Linked DNA regions of Mus musculus: region 2 is linked to region 1. A link is a contact called in ENCODE Hi-C or POLR2A ChIA-PET data. All regions are on one chromosome and are shown on one strand. Each heading gives the region's core, a stretch centred on a gene start or an enhancer-like site at or near the end of the contact. The rest is flanking DNA. Distances are from core to core; before and after follow the strand shown.

Region 1 (7,723 bases), core at 2,905-5,404:
TTGATTGGCTTCTAGGTCAGTGAAAGTGCTGCAGCAGACAGGACATTTGAAGGAAGCCCGATTGGTGGAATTTCTCTCATCTGTTTCAATCCTTCTTCTCATGTGGTCCAGCTTATATTTCACTACATTAACAAGAGTGCGGTAATTGATGAAGTAGTAGTTATGGCGGGTGGTCTTCCCATCTGCAGCAGTCTCTACCCTCATTCTGCATTTGATGAACTTGTCTCCCTTTAAATTATTCAAAACGGATCGAAGTTGCTTCCGATCAAACTTGAGCAGCTCCAGCATGTCCTCTTCTTTTACACAGGGGTTCCGGATCAAGATGTCCAAGGCCAACACGTGCTCAATGCCATAAAAGCCCCGGATGACATACTTGGCTAGCCGCTTCAATGCCGCCGGAACTTCAGTGAGAACATCTGGGTCTGCCATCTTCAACAGGAAGCTTCACCTTCAACTACATTGGATTGAGGGGAGGGGATTAGTAGGCATGAGGACATAATAATTTTACAATTCTATAACAGCCTCTTACTGTCATTATTTTTAAAGTGCCACAAAAGCATTCAAACATGGCTTTAAAAGACTTCTAGCACATAAGCATTTAACAGAAATTCAGGATTTTCCTCTATAGTACACCTAAAATACTTGATATAGTTATTTTAAGGTTCAACAATATGCTTGATTCCAAAATATCTGTTATTTCTGACAATAATATATCAGCCCCACTTTATTTCACAAAGAGAAACAAAGAAAGCTCTGGGAGTGCTCACAGTTCTTAATGGCATGTTCTCTAAAAATGGCTGGGAATCCAGAGGGTCCTAGCAATTACCCTAGATTTCATTTCTCTTCAGTAAAACTTTCCTGCTAAGATTCAAGAATGTTTTACATAGTCACAACTTTCACAATGATCTCACACACCACACACACACACACACACACACACACACACACAAATACCTAAGTAACTGCCAGCCAGGGGGGGTGTTGACAAAATTAAGGACTGCAATAATTGAAAGAAATTAATGCTAAGCTCAAAGTGCATTACCAACTTTTAAGTCCTATCTGATCATTAAGTAAGCACCTTTTATATTTTAAAAAATGGAGGGAGATGAAGTAAGACACCCTTAAATAGTGGGTCCCTTGAAGAGCAGAGCAGAAGCTGACTGCATATAAGGTCCAGGCCACAGGCCTGAGTTGTCCTCTCAAGTCTCTCACGCGGCACAGCACCTGGACCCCAGTCAGACGAGCTGTTTGTGTGCTGTAGGAGCCTGAAAAGTCCTTAAGTTCAAGCTACGCTTTACTCCAAAGGAAACGTGGTGCTTGTGATTAGTGAAAATGTTCAGTGGGGGCCTAAAAGGACTTATTAGCTAGGCTAGCTTTCATGTAACTTCAGTATGATCCATACTGAAACTAGCCAGCCTATTCACGCTGACTATACTTCAGATTTCTGTAAGATATAGGAAACTTTTAATAGACATCCCCCTGAACTATTTCTAAGAAGTTATATTGTCATTAATATCAGTTTCAACTGAACTTTTAATTTGAACTCTGAAGTAGCCAACCCTATCAGATGTAATGCTTCATTCTGTAAGAAATGTTGTAATATCTGCAATATATCCTAAATAATCAGTGTACACAAGTATGTTATAAGGTCATATCTATAATAAAGGAAAAATAGAAAGAAAGTTAGTTACAACATATACTTTAAACAACACCAGGCAGAGCACTGTAGATACAGCACTGTAGTACTGAACATACACAGAGAAAACAAGGCAACACCTGGACTTACTAGTCTAAACCTGGCAACCCCAAAGCCTTTGTCACCCTAGATATTTAAATAGGTCTGGGTTCACTGCCACCTCAGAATCCCAAGCACAGTACCAGATACATTTTGGTCGCTTTTCCAATTTCACCTACACAGTGTACTAAGAACCACATTTTGCTTTCTGCATGCTCAGCAGCTGACAGAATAGGACATAATGGCCTCAGAAACACGCAAAATGCCTAAGGACAGATGGACGCCAGCACAGCCTATTGTTTTCTGACTTCCTTTCCATTGCTTTGCTCTCCTCTGTCCCACCTCAGACACTGTATGCTCCAGACCATTGGTTCTCAACCCTGACTGTAAAGCAATCACCTAGGCAACATTTTTAAGTCTACTAACACTGGGCCCCATTTCCAAGAGTTCTGTTTCAGTTACTATAGAAGGGCCAGATTAGGAACGCAGCTACTTTTAAAATGCCTTTAGATTACTCTAATGTGCAACAAGTCCCTGATCATTGCTCTAATCTGTCCCATGGCCATGACCATTTTGTATCCTTCAAATGAACATCCTGCATGGAGAGGACTAGTACTTGCTGTTCAGCCTGTTTCCTCTGTCTGATACTCCTCTGGGTGTCCTGAAAATCAGTACAAAGGGACGTTATCAATACTCTTCCAGCCAATAGTTTGAAGCTTGGAAATCCCAGGTCAGCTTCTTAGTGTTAGCCCCAGAAAATCCACAGCCTTCATTTCTTCACATATAAAATAATTAAAGAGCCTTTCTCACACAGGGCTTTGCTCCTTCCCCACATCCCCAATTAAGATAAATCAAGAGTATTCAATCTCTGGGCTTCTTAAAGCTCCTTAAATCAAGTTCTAAAACTGACAGCCCATACAGAACGTTTTCAACAACTTTATGAATTGGTTGTCGACATTTAAAAATCTTGGGTGCCTATAAATCCCAACTGCCTACTCCTCTTGCAGATTGGAAGTAAATGGCCAAAGTCAGACCATGTTCCTATATTAGCTAGTCTCTATGGCAGGTGACACTTAAGTAACTTCTCTGTCTGTGGAGGCTTCTTGGTGTGGTAGCTAGTGGTCTTCATTTATCTTCTTCTCTTCACAGTAATCAGGCATCTCATCTCCCAACGTCACCTTACCCAGTCCAGACCTAGATTCTAGTTGTAAAAACTTTTAAGGACCACTGTGCCCCTGGTGTGGAACTGGGAGAATCAAAAGTTCAAACCACTCTGCTTTTTTAGCAAAGTCATCCTCATATCCACCCTCAGTCCTCAAAGCTAAGCCCAAACCTTTCTCCTACTGTAGTTAGGCTTTGGGTAATGTTTCCTGGCCTTCTCAAATCCCCAACAGTGGCATCCAACACTCTCCCTCGCATTTCCTCAGAATTTGTACAGTTTCTACTTCGAAGGCCTCTTGTTCATTAATGCTAGCGCCTAGCATATTCTACTGAGATACCTGAACTTTCAATACATCCTCTGGGCACGTGTTCTTGTAGCATATCCATCCTGCCAGCTTCCACACAAATCACTTGTTTCACACCTGCATCCCAATAATGAGCGCTATAAGCCATCTTTTTTTTTTCTTTTTAAATTTAACTTGTAATTGCTTTAAGCAAGGAGCTACTACATTAAACTTGTGATTTTTGAAAAAACTATGCTGGATGAAAAGGGATTTAAAAAAAAAACACAAAGTGGGTGCAGGAAGCCCTTTTAGTTAGACTATTTTTAAATACTACTTCCCAAGTTCTAGAAGAACGTGGATCCTACAGAGCCTCTACAGTTTTCTGTTACTGTATTTTACGAACTCTCCATTCCTTCGTCCTACGACGGAGACAGCTCCGGACCGAGGTGCCCTCCACCAGCTGTGTTCAGACATGTCCAGACCCCGAGACCCCACAGTCCCTCAGACGCGCCCAGGGGCTTCCCGGGCCACACTCGACGCCGCCAAGCCCGTCCTACCCGAGGTCGCACATGGGCCGCTCCGGGGCAATGGTTCTTTAGAAGACTAAGAAGAGGACCAAAGCAAGAGGTGGCCGAGGAGAGGGGACTAGACAAGGAAGGGGACGGATAGAAGAAACCATGAAATGCCACGCCAGGTCAGAAACCGGGAACAAGGACGGGAGAATGAGGTTTACCCAAGTGGATGCTCGAACACTCCCACTACAGCCGCCCTCAGCACCTCAACTACCGGCTTCAGCCAGCCCACGCCACTTGCGAGACAAGGACGAACGCCTAATTCCTGCGACCGGTTTGGAAACCGCCCGCTAATCCGCACCCCGAAGCTTTCGATCAGTCACGCTCTGACCGACCAATGAGATGATTTGCCCTGCCCACAAGCCCTGCGCTGATTGGTGAGAATCCAGGAACGGGCGTCAACCTCAAGGAAATCGTGGCAAGATGGCGTCCCTGGATCGGGTGAAGGTTCTGGTGTTGGGAGACTCAGGTGAGCCGCTTAACCCACGTCTGGGACTACCAACACGCCCGAGCTTCCCGACACCGCTCTCTCTTCGCTGTTTACCCCCCCAGCTGCCTAGCGCTTAGGTCGACAGCTGAAATTCCTTTCAAGACCTTAAAACTACACTTCCCAGAGGACTTTGCTCCTTTTGTCGACGTGGTGGCGTGGCGGGAGGTGGGGGGCGCGGAGTCTATGGGTGGAAAAGGGACTAGTTCCACTCACTATCACTCCTAGTGACCCTCTAGGAAAATTTTTGCTTCCTGTCCCCACAACCCTAGGTTCTGCTGGCCTAGAAGTTTTGGTTCCAGAGAGGGGAGAGCTCCTACCAGGAGCCACAAAAAACATTCCAGTTCTTCCACTGCAAGCTTTGTTGCTGGGGAGTGGGTGTGGGGTAAGACATGGTCTCACTAAGTAGTCCTGACTAACGTAGAACTAGCTATGTATATCAGGCTAGTCTAAAACTCACTATATAAACAAGGCAGGCCTAAAATGAAGAGATACACCTGCCTCTGCCACTGTATTAGTCAGGGTCCTCTAGAGTCACAGAACTTATGGGTAGTTTCTTATAGTAAGGGAATTTGTTGATGACCTACGGTCTGTAGCCCAACTCCCCAACAATGGTCAGCAGCAGCTGTGAATGGAAGTCCAAGGATCTAGCAGTTGCTCAGTCCCACAAGGCAAGCAAACGAAGAAGAATCTTCCTCCTTCCAATGTCCTTAAGTAGGTCTCCAGCAGAAGGTGTAGCCCAGATTAAAGGTGTAGGCCTCCCTGCCTGGTGCTGGGACTTGCTTTGTCCCAGATGACCTTGAACTCAGAGATCTCCTTGTCTTAGTCTCCTGGGATTCATAGCCACTATGCCTCAAGATCCAGGTCAGAAACTTGAATCTCCCAGCCACGAGATCAGGATCACAGTGAGCCCTCCAATTCTGGATTGTAGTTCATTCCAGATATAGTCCAGCTGACAACCAAGAATAGCCACTACAGCCGCCGACCTTCTTTAAGACAAGCTCTCCCCTTGGCCTGGAGCCCCTAGGCTAAGGCTGTCAGGCCAACAAACATCAGGGATTGCCTCTCTCTGCCTCCCCAGCACTGACATTAGAGACGTGTGCCTCTTTGCCTGGCTGCTGTGTGTCAGTTCTGTGAACACAACTCGGGTTCTCATGCTTGTAGGGCAAGCACTGAGCCCCATGCGGTTCTTTTGTTTGTTTTTAAGTACACTTTGTATATGATCACAATAACAACATGGTATAATAGAGAAAGTCATATGGCTGGCAATAGTGCTCTAAGGTGATGTTGTTGTTTGGTTTTTTTTTTTTTATACTTTCTCAGTTTTTGGTAATAGAGTTTTTATAATAAAAAGTAAATATTAATGATAGGTCTATATATAACATTGCACAACAAAGAGATTTCCCAAGTGTTTGATACAATTAACAACAGCCAGGTAAATGAATGAGTGACTCCACACCCGCAAATAAAAGACTCATAGCCATGAAAATAGAAGACTCATCTCTTTCCTCTCCACCTAGCTCTTGAAGAGGTGCCCTTTAGTGTTAATGAAAAGATTGCCTGAGCCCAATAGATCTAAAAGGGGGTGAAGCATTGCTTCAAAATTAATAGGCATGATGAAGGAAAGCAAGTGGAATTACCATCATCGTCATTCAGAGGATAAGTCTGGGACCATGTGGTTAGCTGCTTTTTTCAGACCTACATGTAGGCACCAAAGTCCTTTGAGTATGGTAGCATGGCATCATGGATCCTGTCACGGGAGGTATTCAAACAATTTGTTAGATGTTCCCTGGCTTGGAAGAGGTGGTATAAATGTCCCATTTAGGGTTCCATGTTCAGCTGACTAAAGAGACCTTGTATCTTTACAGGTGTTGGGAAATCTTCACTCGTCCATCTTCTGTGCCACAATCAAGTGTTAGGAAATCCGTCATGGACTGTGGGCTGCTCGGTGGATATCAGAGTGCGTGTTCTTGTTTAGTTTTTCCTTAGTCATACTAAGCATAAGTCCTTCAGATCCCGTGATTAATTTATAGGACTTAATTAAAATTAACACTAATAACTGGGATTGATTTAGCTCCCACTGTGTGTCAGTACTGTCATTCCTTGTTTCATCTTTCTTAAACTGTGAAATACAAACACAGAAACTCAGTCATAGAGGAGTAAATAACAACCAAATTCATTCAACTCGTGAGAAGCGAAAGTAACACGTGAGCCCAGTTGTCTGTTTGCACAGGCTTTTATTTTAAACACTAGATTTGGAGTGATAATGTTAATATCCTCCATAAATAATAAAGTTAGTATCTTCCATAAATAGTTCTGCCTAAAGCTGTAACTCTAAGACTGCAAATTTGGGCCTAGTCATACCATGTAAAGGAAAAAACTTCCAGAGCCTTGAGTAGACTGTCTGTTCTGTGTCACAGTTAGGTACTCGATAGAGTTTCCACTAAATTAAGTCATAATGTTTAATTCTGGGCAAGTCTGTCATCTGTTGGCACGTTTTCTTACCACTGAATTAAGAACAAGTACAGGGCCTTGTTAGAACAACTCACCAGGTCAACACCCTTGCTGTTGAGGCTAAGGACCCAAGTTCAGTTCCTACCGATTCACATGGTGGAAACAAGAACCAACTCCAGCAAGCTGTCCTCTGGCTTTCATATGTATGCCCTGGCACGTGCACTCCCACAAACACACACACAGTAAACAAAGGAAATGGGGACAAATTAAGAAGTGATAGTGATATTACCAGCTGTTTTCCTCTGTCCTTTGATGCTGTGTGGTGTAGGCTCTGATATACTGATTAAAATTTTTCTATTCAATTAGTTATTATTCCCTCTTAAGGGAATTTCTTTTCTCCAGCTGCTTTTAAGAGATTGTGTGTGTGTGTGTGTGTGTGTGTGTGTGTGTGTGTGTGTGTGTACTGTTTTGCCGTAATGCTAACCTAACCTATGTCTTGGTCTACCTCAGTCTTCTACTCAGAAGTCCTGCTCAGGATGCCCTCTCCTCTGTCTGTCTGTCTGTCTGTCTTCATTCCCTCCACCCATTCCTATTGATTTTCTAGTGGATTTGTTGTTTTTAACTTTGAACTCCATCCTCATATATCCTTTTTTTTCTTCATTTTTCTCACTGCCTTCTGCAATATGCATTTATACCTGCCTTCCAGTTGACTAAACATCTCTCAACTGTGCTTAATATGTTAATATATAGACTCTGTTTTTCAAATAATATACATTAAATTCAGTAACAACTTTTTTATCAGTATTCAAGTTTTTCAAAATCTTATTTTTCATTGTGGATTTCATTTTTAATTAATGTGTTTTTCACAGTCATTTTGTAGTTTCTTTTAGATTATAGTTTGTTTTTTGAGGATAAACATCCTATTTGTTATATAAGTTATTCTACTTTATATAGAAGTACATCTTGTATGATTTGTAATTCTTGGAAAATGTTCTATCCTTTATAGATTTTTTTATGTGCATCAACGTTT
Region 2 (7,723 bases), core at 1,637-4,136, 560 kb after region 1:
ATTCTTAAATATATATATATATATTTATTTATTTTTACAAGTAATGATTCTTAGGTAAAATTTGCCTGTAAAATAACACTTTTATTTTTCCCCGAGACAGGGTTTCTTTGTATAGTACTGGCTGTCCTGGAACTCACTCTGTAGACCAGGCTGGCCTCGGAACTCAGAAATCCACCTGCCTCTGCCTCCCGGCGTGCTGGGATTAAAGGCGTGCACCACCACTGCCAGGCTAATAATGATACTCTTAATATTTAATTAAAAATTGATTGTAACATTTTTCTGGTTGAGGCATTTATCCCAAGATAAAATAAGTATATTTTGAATGCTTTTTACTTTACTTTATTTTTACTTTATGTGTACTAGTGTGTTACCTATGTGTATGTCTGTGTGAAGGTGCTGGAAACTGGAGTTACAGACAGCTGTGAACTGTCATGTGGGTGCTGGGAATTGAACTCTGTCCTCTGGAAGAGCAACCAGTGCTCTTAACCTCTGAGCCATCTCTCCAGCCCCTCAAATACTTTTTCCTTGCTGTGATGAAATCAGTTTTTTTTTTCACATCCAGATTTATGACGATTAAATGAATATCAGCATACACACAGATTCTACTGTAGAATAACACCTTTTACTCAAAATTGAGAAAGTATATGCTAATTTTGGCTAACATTTTGTCAAATGCATTTGGTGAGGCTGGGCAGTGGTGGCACATGGCTTTGATCAGGACTCTGGAGGCAGAGACACTTGGATCTCTGTAAGTTTGTGGTGAGTTCCAGGACAGCCATGGCTATACAGGGAAACTGTTTCAAAAAAAAAAAAAGAAGGCTTATGTATGGTGAACTCTTGGAAGACAACTTGGCTAGTTGCCCAGGTACAATGCTTGTATACAAGGTATGGAAAGAGGAAAATACTATACTTGAGTTGTTTCATCATATACATTTTTTTTTTTTTGATTAACATTTTTATTAGCAGCTGTGTGGAATGGCACAGGCCTTTAATCCCAGCACTGAGGAGGCAGGCTGGTCACTGAGTTCAAGGCCTGGTCTACATAGCAAGTGAGTTCCAGACCAGCCAGGACTGCATAGAGAGATCCTATCTCAAAACAGCAACAACAAAAAAAATCATTACCGGAAATAGACCAATTTATAGTTGCATAGTATTCTGCGGTATCAAATTACACTGTCTTATAATCAAAGACTAGTTTGCAGTTTGGAGGTGCCCTAGTTTCCAAGGAAGGTTCATTTCCTTGTGGTATGTAAGAAATAGTTTATTAGGAACTAGCTAATTTCTATTTTCCTTTCCTTTTTTTTTTTTTTTTTCTTTTAAAAAGACAGGGTTTCCCTGTGTAGCTCTAGCTGTCCAGGAACTAGCTTTGGAGAGACAGAAATCTGTCTTCCTCTGCCTCCCAAGGGCTAGGACTAAAGTGTGCCCTACCACACCCATCTCACTAGCTAATTTCTTGATTTTCCTATTTAATGGAGAGAAAAACAAGTTGTTCATGTGTGTGAGATTGAAAACCAGGGCCATGCTTTTCACTCCTGTCAGCTAAACTGACTCACAGTTGTTAAAGGCTTAAGATATTTAAGCAAGCTTTGCACAGACTGTTGTTGCATACACCTTGAGGATGCTAATTGTCAAGTGATAAGCACTATTTCAAAACTTTAAAGGGACCTAGAGATTGAGCAGTTTACTATGGCTGTCTGGGAACTGCATTTAGAAAATGAGGTGTCTGCTCATATTTCCACCCCTTCAGATGAGACTTGCATCCGGTTTCATCAGTCTCTTATACTGGACTTGAATTGCAGGCATGAGGTTTTGTTTGGGGCTGACAAATCTGGGAAAGCCCAAGTTATTAAATACTAGCAGTATACTATGTTACGGGGAAACTATTTTTTAAAATATTTATTCAGTATATATGAGTGTTCTGTTTTCAGACACACCAGACAAGGGAATTGGATCCCATTACAGAGGGTTGTGAGCCACCAAGTAGGTGCTGGATTTGAACTGTGGACCTCTGGAAGAGCAGTCAGTGCTCTTCACCACAGAGCCATGGCTCCAGGCCCAGAAAACTTTGTGTGAGCTTTGTGCATAGAGAAGGCTAAGGAATATGCTGACCCCGAGTGCCACAGTTCCTTCTTTTCTGTTTCTGTTTTTATCTTATACTTTCCATTAAAATGTTTACACTTGTTAATTTGGTGTCTGTGTCTGTGCGTGTGGAGGTCGGAGGAATTAGCTCTCCCCTTCCAGTATATGTGGAGGTCGGAGGAATTAGCTCTCCCCTTCCAGTATATGGTGCTAAGGCTTGAACGCAGGTCATCAGGTTTGGGGCTAGGGCTTTTAGCAGCAACTGAAGCTATCTTTGATTTTTAGGATTTTAAAAGAAGGCTTAGGGGCTTGAGGGGCAGGGATGAGGACAGGCAGGATGTGAGGAGACAGTGTCCTCAGTGTGAGTGGGGAGCAGAGTGCATGGGCGGGGCAGCATTAAGGCCTCCCAGGACAGGACCAACCTGATTACCCAGGCACTGCTGCACAGAGAACATAGTCACTCAGAAATGAAGTTGTTGGAACAGTTAGCATCATCTTCTGCCTGATCTTTCAGGGATGCTCTACTGGTGGTAAAAACCATATGTAATTTGAAGAAGAAAAGGAGTTTCATGGTACAAGAATCTCGGTGTGGACGTTGCAATCTTGGTATCTAACTTTGGTTATATAAATATTTTTTGATTATCACAAAACTTGCCTTTGAAACTTTTGAATATGATGTGGGTAAAAGCTCCTGTGCATAGCAGAGCAAGTGACAGTTGACGGAGGAACATTTTCTTGAAATGACCTTACAGTTACGTTTACAGAGCAGGGCAGTTGGCATGGTTCGGCAGGTGACGGCCTCAGTGATGGCCTCAGTTCAAGCCCAGGATGAGGGGCTGGGAATTCAAGCCGGCTACTGTGTCCAACTCTTAAAGGATGCCCAAGCCCTTCAGAGGATAACTTAGCAATGACTCTGTGACTTTTCACCATCGTGGTTTTGAAATTAGTTTCAGGTATGCCTATTAGTAAATACATATATACTTATAGTTTCTTGAAAAAAATAGGATTTACGCCAGAACAAAAGGGAAAATAATATGTGGCTTTCTTTTGTAATTATTTAATGTTGTCAGCACTGATTTCTTTGGGAGAGTATTGGCAGTCTGCAAATAAATCTGCTTTTGCTCTGTATTTATAATATAAATATAATATCAGATTCTTTGGAATCTGACCCTTCTAGAATTGGTTAGTGATTGACAAACTAAGCCAAAAAATCAGATTAAAAACTGTGGGCAATTAATAAACTGACAAATTGGATATGTTGCTGTTAGACCTGGCATCAGGCTGACAGATCCGTAGCTTTGTGTCCTGGTTTGTAGGAATCTCAAAGCTTTTTTTTTGGTTTGTTTTTTTTTTTTTTGAGACAGGGTTTCTCTGTGTAGTCCTTGCTGTCCTGGAACTCACTCTGTAGACCAGGCTGGCCTTGAACTCAGACATCTACCTGCCTCTGCCTCCCGAGGTGGGGATTAAAGGTGTGCGCCACCACCGCCCGGCTCAAGGCCTTTTTTAAGAGTTATTATTTAACACTTTCTAGTCTGTTTTTTCAACTTTTACCTGCAGATCCATTTTGCTGGCCCTCATTTAAGTGATTTTATCTTTTTTTTTTTTTTTTTTGTTCTGTCTTTTAAAATGTTATGACTAGCTGTGTAGAGAGAGTAATTGTATGAAATCCTGGTCTGTGCCAGGAGAATTGAAAAGGTGGGTATCCTAATTGTGGGTATCTTTGGTTTGAATGTCTGAGGAATTTGTCTGATCTTCACAAAGGCCAAGTCTCTCTTTGCATGTGACATTCTCTGCTTCCCCTCTTCTATAAAATCAGGTAATGTCTTTGAGCGTCCCCGTTTCCTTCTGGGCATTTTGAAGAGACAGAGTTGAGACAAATACATTTATTTGGTCATCTGCCTTCCAAGACTTGTCAGGTGCAGCCTTAACCGGGACTGCTGTTCTCGCTAGTAGTCTTTGTCCCTTATTGATTAGTATAATTTTAGTTGATCTTTAAAAATAACATGAGAGCAAGCCCTGTGATCCCAGCTGCTCAGAGACTGAGGCAGGATAGCAAGTCCAAGGGCTGCTTGGGCGGCTGACATTCTGTCAGAGTACATAAAGAGCGCTGGGGATAACACTCAGCTGTGGGGTGTTTGTCTAGCGTGTGTGAGACCGTGGTTCATTCTCCAGGACGAGGAGGAGTAAATTCAAGGCAAATATAAAGCAGAATGAAATTGACATTGGATATTGTTTCTGCCTTCTCATAGTAGAGATCACTGTCGTGTCCATCTACCTTTTGCTATAATATAATTAAACTATTATTTTTAGTCAAACTATTAAATCATTCCCACTGTCTAGACATTGAACAGTAAGTAGTCAGAGCCGAAACAAGTTGTGAAAATGCGCACACTTCCTTTTGAGAAGAGCTGTGTTGGAATATAATTCATATATCATAATGTTTATCCACTGAACATTTATTTAGTTGTTATTAGTATTTTCATAGAGTTGTGTGGCCATCACCATGACTTAATTTTAGGGTATTTTTCTCAACACCCTCCTCCACACACAAAGAATCCTTGGGTCCATTCCTAGTCTCTTTTTATCATCTATTGCTAGCTATAGGTAAGCATTACTCTGTGGATCTCTAGTCTAGATTTTATATACATGGATCTATAGTATGCTCTTTTCTCCCCCTCTCTTACTTTGTTTTGGTTTTTGAACCAGGGTCTCACTGTCTATTCCTTGCTGTCTTGGAACCTGTTGTGTAGACTAGGTTGACCTCAAACTCGACGTCTGCCCGTCTCTGTCCTCTTGAGTGGGATTACAGGCATGCATCACTATGTCTGTCCTGGCTTTTTGTGACAGGGTCACACTCTGAAATCCAGGGTGTGCTGGAACCTGGGATCTTCATGCCTTTGCTTCCCCAGTGTCTGACAGGCTGAAATTGCAGACGTGCTGTGTTACCACATCTGTCACTGCCTTTCCTTTATGACTAGCTTCTTTTCCTTGACACATCTTACAGTCTTCCACGCTAAAGCATGTACGATAAAAAGGCCTCCTTCCTTTATGTTGCTGGGTAATAATTTCATTAAATGGAAGTGTCATGTGCATCAGTCCATTAGCATTTAGGTTTTCTGGTTTTTGGCAACATGACTGATAACTGCTTTGGACATTCATGCTCAAGTTTTGATGTGGATGTATTTTAAGTCTTCTGCATATGTACCTGGAAATGGAGCTGCTGGATCATATGGTAACTTGTTGATCATTTTAAAGAACTATGAAGCCTTTTCTAAATTCACGGCCAAGTTTCTGTCCGATATTTTGTTCTTAAATATCTTTATTGTTACCATTTCTTTTTCTTGTACCGTCTGTAGTGATACAGGCTTGGCCTTCCTCCACAGATGTATCAGTTTCTCAGGCTCTTGTGGATCTACTTGCTGTAACTCCTTTTCTTCTCCCACAGCATCATTTTTTATAGAGCCCTAGTTTGACTGCTGGTACCTGAGCTGGTGGGTCTCCAGGACCTTTTGAGCAGCTGACTTCATCCTCCTATTACTTGGGTCATGTGTTTGTGTATCACTGCAGAGTTATTATCTAATATTATCTTGTGACATCAGCCAATAGTGCTCAAAGTTATGATTTGTAAATATATCTGGAAATATTCTTAGTTGATATGTATTTATTTATTTAATTCATTTATTTATTTTTGAGGCACTATGTAGCACAGGCTAGCCTTAAATTTGCTATTCTTCTGTGTCAGCTTCCAGAGTAGGGGTTGGGTATCTGCCACTATACCCAACTGTCAGGGATTTTTCTGTATTTGTTCCAAAGAGAAATAGGAAAGGGACATGGTTTTTTTGGCAAATGTCTTCACCTCCTCTGCATGAGACACAGGTTTTTGGACATTTCTTATTAAGATTTTATGATCTGTTGATGACTGAGAATTCTGCCAACTTCTAATTGTATGTATACCAATTATACATTCTGGAACTAGGGAAATAACTATAGGATGAGTTCAGAGATGGAGTGGACCTAATAAGCCAAAAATATTAATCACCTGACATCCATAAGCCCCTGCTTTAACTGAAGGTCTGCCGTGTTTCTTGGGGTCTCCTGGAATCAGTCCCAATTCAGAACCAGTACCTAGTAGATCCTGGAAAGTCTGATTAGTCCCCCCCTCCCCCAAGCCCCCAACAGTTACTCTTGTAAAGAGGTATATGTCTCTTTGGGGAAGGAGTAGAGAAAGGCTAACAGTAAAACTTTAAGATATTTATTTTAATCAGTGTTCTTTTGCTATGAAGAGACATCATGACCACAACAGCTCATAGAACAGAGAGCACTTAATTGGAACTAGCTTATAGTTTCACTTTAGTCTGTTATCATGGATGCACCACTATGTCTGTCCTGGCTTTTTGTGACAGGGTCACACTCTGAAGTCCAGGGTGTGCTGGAACTTGGGACCTTCATGCCTTTGTTTCCCCAGTGTCTGACAGGCTGAAATTGCAGACGTGCTGTGTTACCACATCTGTAACATCTGGAGTATGAGAGCATGCAGGTAGACTCAAAGGTAGAGAAGAAAGTAGCTAAGAGTTCTACATCTGGATCCACAGACAGGAAGAAGAAGAGAGAGAATGGGCCTGGCCTGGCTTGGGTTTTTAAAACCTTAAGCCCCACTATCAGACCCACTTCCACTGAGAAGGACAAACCTACTCCAGTGAGGCCACACCTCCTAATTCTTCTCAAACAGTGCCACTACGTGATGACTAAGCATTCAAATACATGAGCCACGAGGGGGCCATTTTTTTTTTTTTCCCAAACTACCACAGTATTTTATCAAGGTCTTTCCTCAGGAGAACCTGGCCATCTCGTCTTCATTCAGGGAGTTCTGGGTCTGCAGACTGGCTCAAGTCTGAAAATGTGTTCATGGGCCAAGACTCCCATAGCTGAGAAACAATGTAGCCTTTCTTTAATTTGTTTGAGAAATTTTCTGAGTAAACAGATAAAACAGGAATCCAGTAGGCATCTTATCTGTTTCATGCCTGGAAATACCACGATTGATTAGCCAGTACTAAAGGTCCAAATGAGTCATTCCACCATAAAACTCATTTTGCCTGTGCTGACGTTTACAGGTCAGGCCATTTGACATTGCTTTGTCTATTTTACTTATTGCAATAGCTATGATCACTTTGCCTTTGGTGATTCAGTTCTGCCACTGGCCCCTGCTTCTTTGGAGCCCAGTTAACCCATTGCATTTAATTTGTTCAACTGAGCAGGAGCATCTCCAGCCCTAAGGTCTGGCACAGGGAAAAAGACAACAGCAAAGGTTTTCAAATGGTGCCCTGGTGCCCTTTCACCATTGCATCTTAGAGAATGTCTTAGTCAGGGTTTCTGTTCCTGCACAAACATCATGACCAAGAAGCAAGTTGGGGAGGAAAGGGTTTTATTCAACTTACATTTCCACATTGCTGTTCATCACCAAAGGAAGTCAGGATTGGAACTCAAGCAGGTCAGGAAGCAGGAACTGATGCAGAGGCCATGGAGGGATGTTACTGGCTTGCTTCCCCTGGCTTGCTCAGCTTTCTTAGAAACCAGGACTACCAGCCCAGGGATGGCACCACCTACAATGGGCCCTGCCACCCTTGATCACTAATTGAGAAAATGC

Evidence for each region. Hi-C counts contacts between places; a loop is a spot of excess contacts on that map. ChIA-PET counts read pairs that join two places held with the same protein, here RNA polymerase II (POLR2A).
Region 2: a loop to region 1 is called in a map of T-helper 1 cell, with 6 times the contacts of the local background. The contact joins the enhancer-like site here to the promoter of Rabl3 in region 1. A Hi-C loop is called at or near these places in 1 of 37 maps with a recorded cell type or tissue (T-helper 1 cell). POLR2A ChIA-PET finds 5 or more read pairs at or near these places in 3 of 5 experiments (Patski and embryonic stem cell).

Annotation. Positions count from the first base shown.
Region 1 is chr16:37,535,740-37,543,462 of GRCm38, forward strand. It overlaps Rabl3 (RAB, member RAS oncogene family-like 3), which reads left to right and starts at 4,155. Exons shown (of 8, transcript NM_001042499.1): 1 at 4,155-4,221; 2 at 6,108-6,199. The coding sequence starts at 4,176. Gtf2e1 (general transcription factor II E, polypeptide 1 (alpha subunit)) reads right to left here and starts at 4,050. Exons shown (of 5, transcript NM_028812.4): 1 at 3,914-4,050; 2 at 1-454. The coding sequence starts at 429.
Region 2 is chr16:38,093,622-38,101,344 of GRCm38, forward strand. All of the region lies in intron 1 of Gsk3b (glycogen synthase kinase 3 beta), which reads left to right. Among named protein-coding and RNA genes, the nearest start is that of BC031361, 8.2 kb to the left of the region's middle. Within about 2 kb of position 2,887, at least 1 of the 3 ENCODE cell types and tissues checked has a DNase peak (open chromatin) inside an H3K27ac peak, as active enhancers do.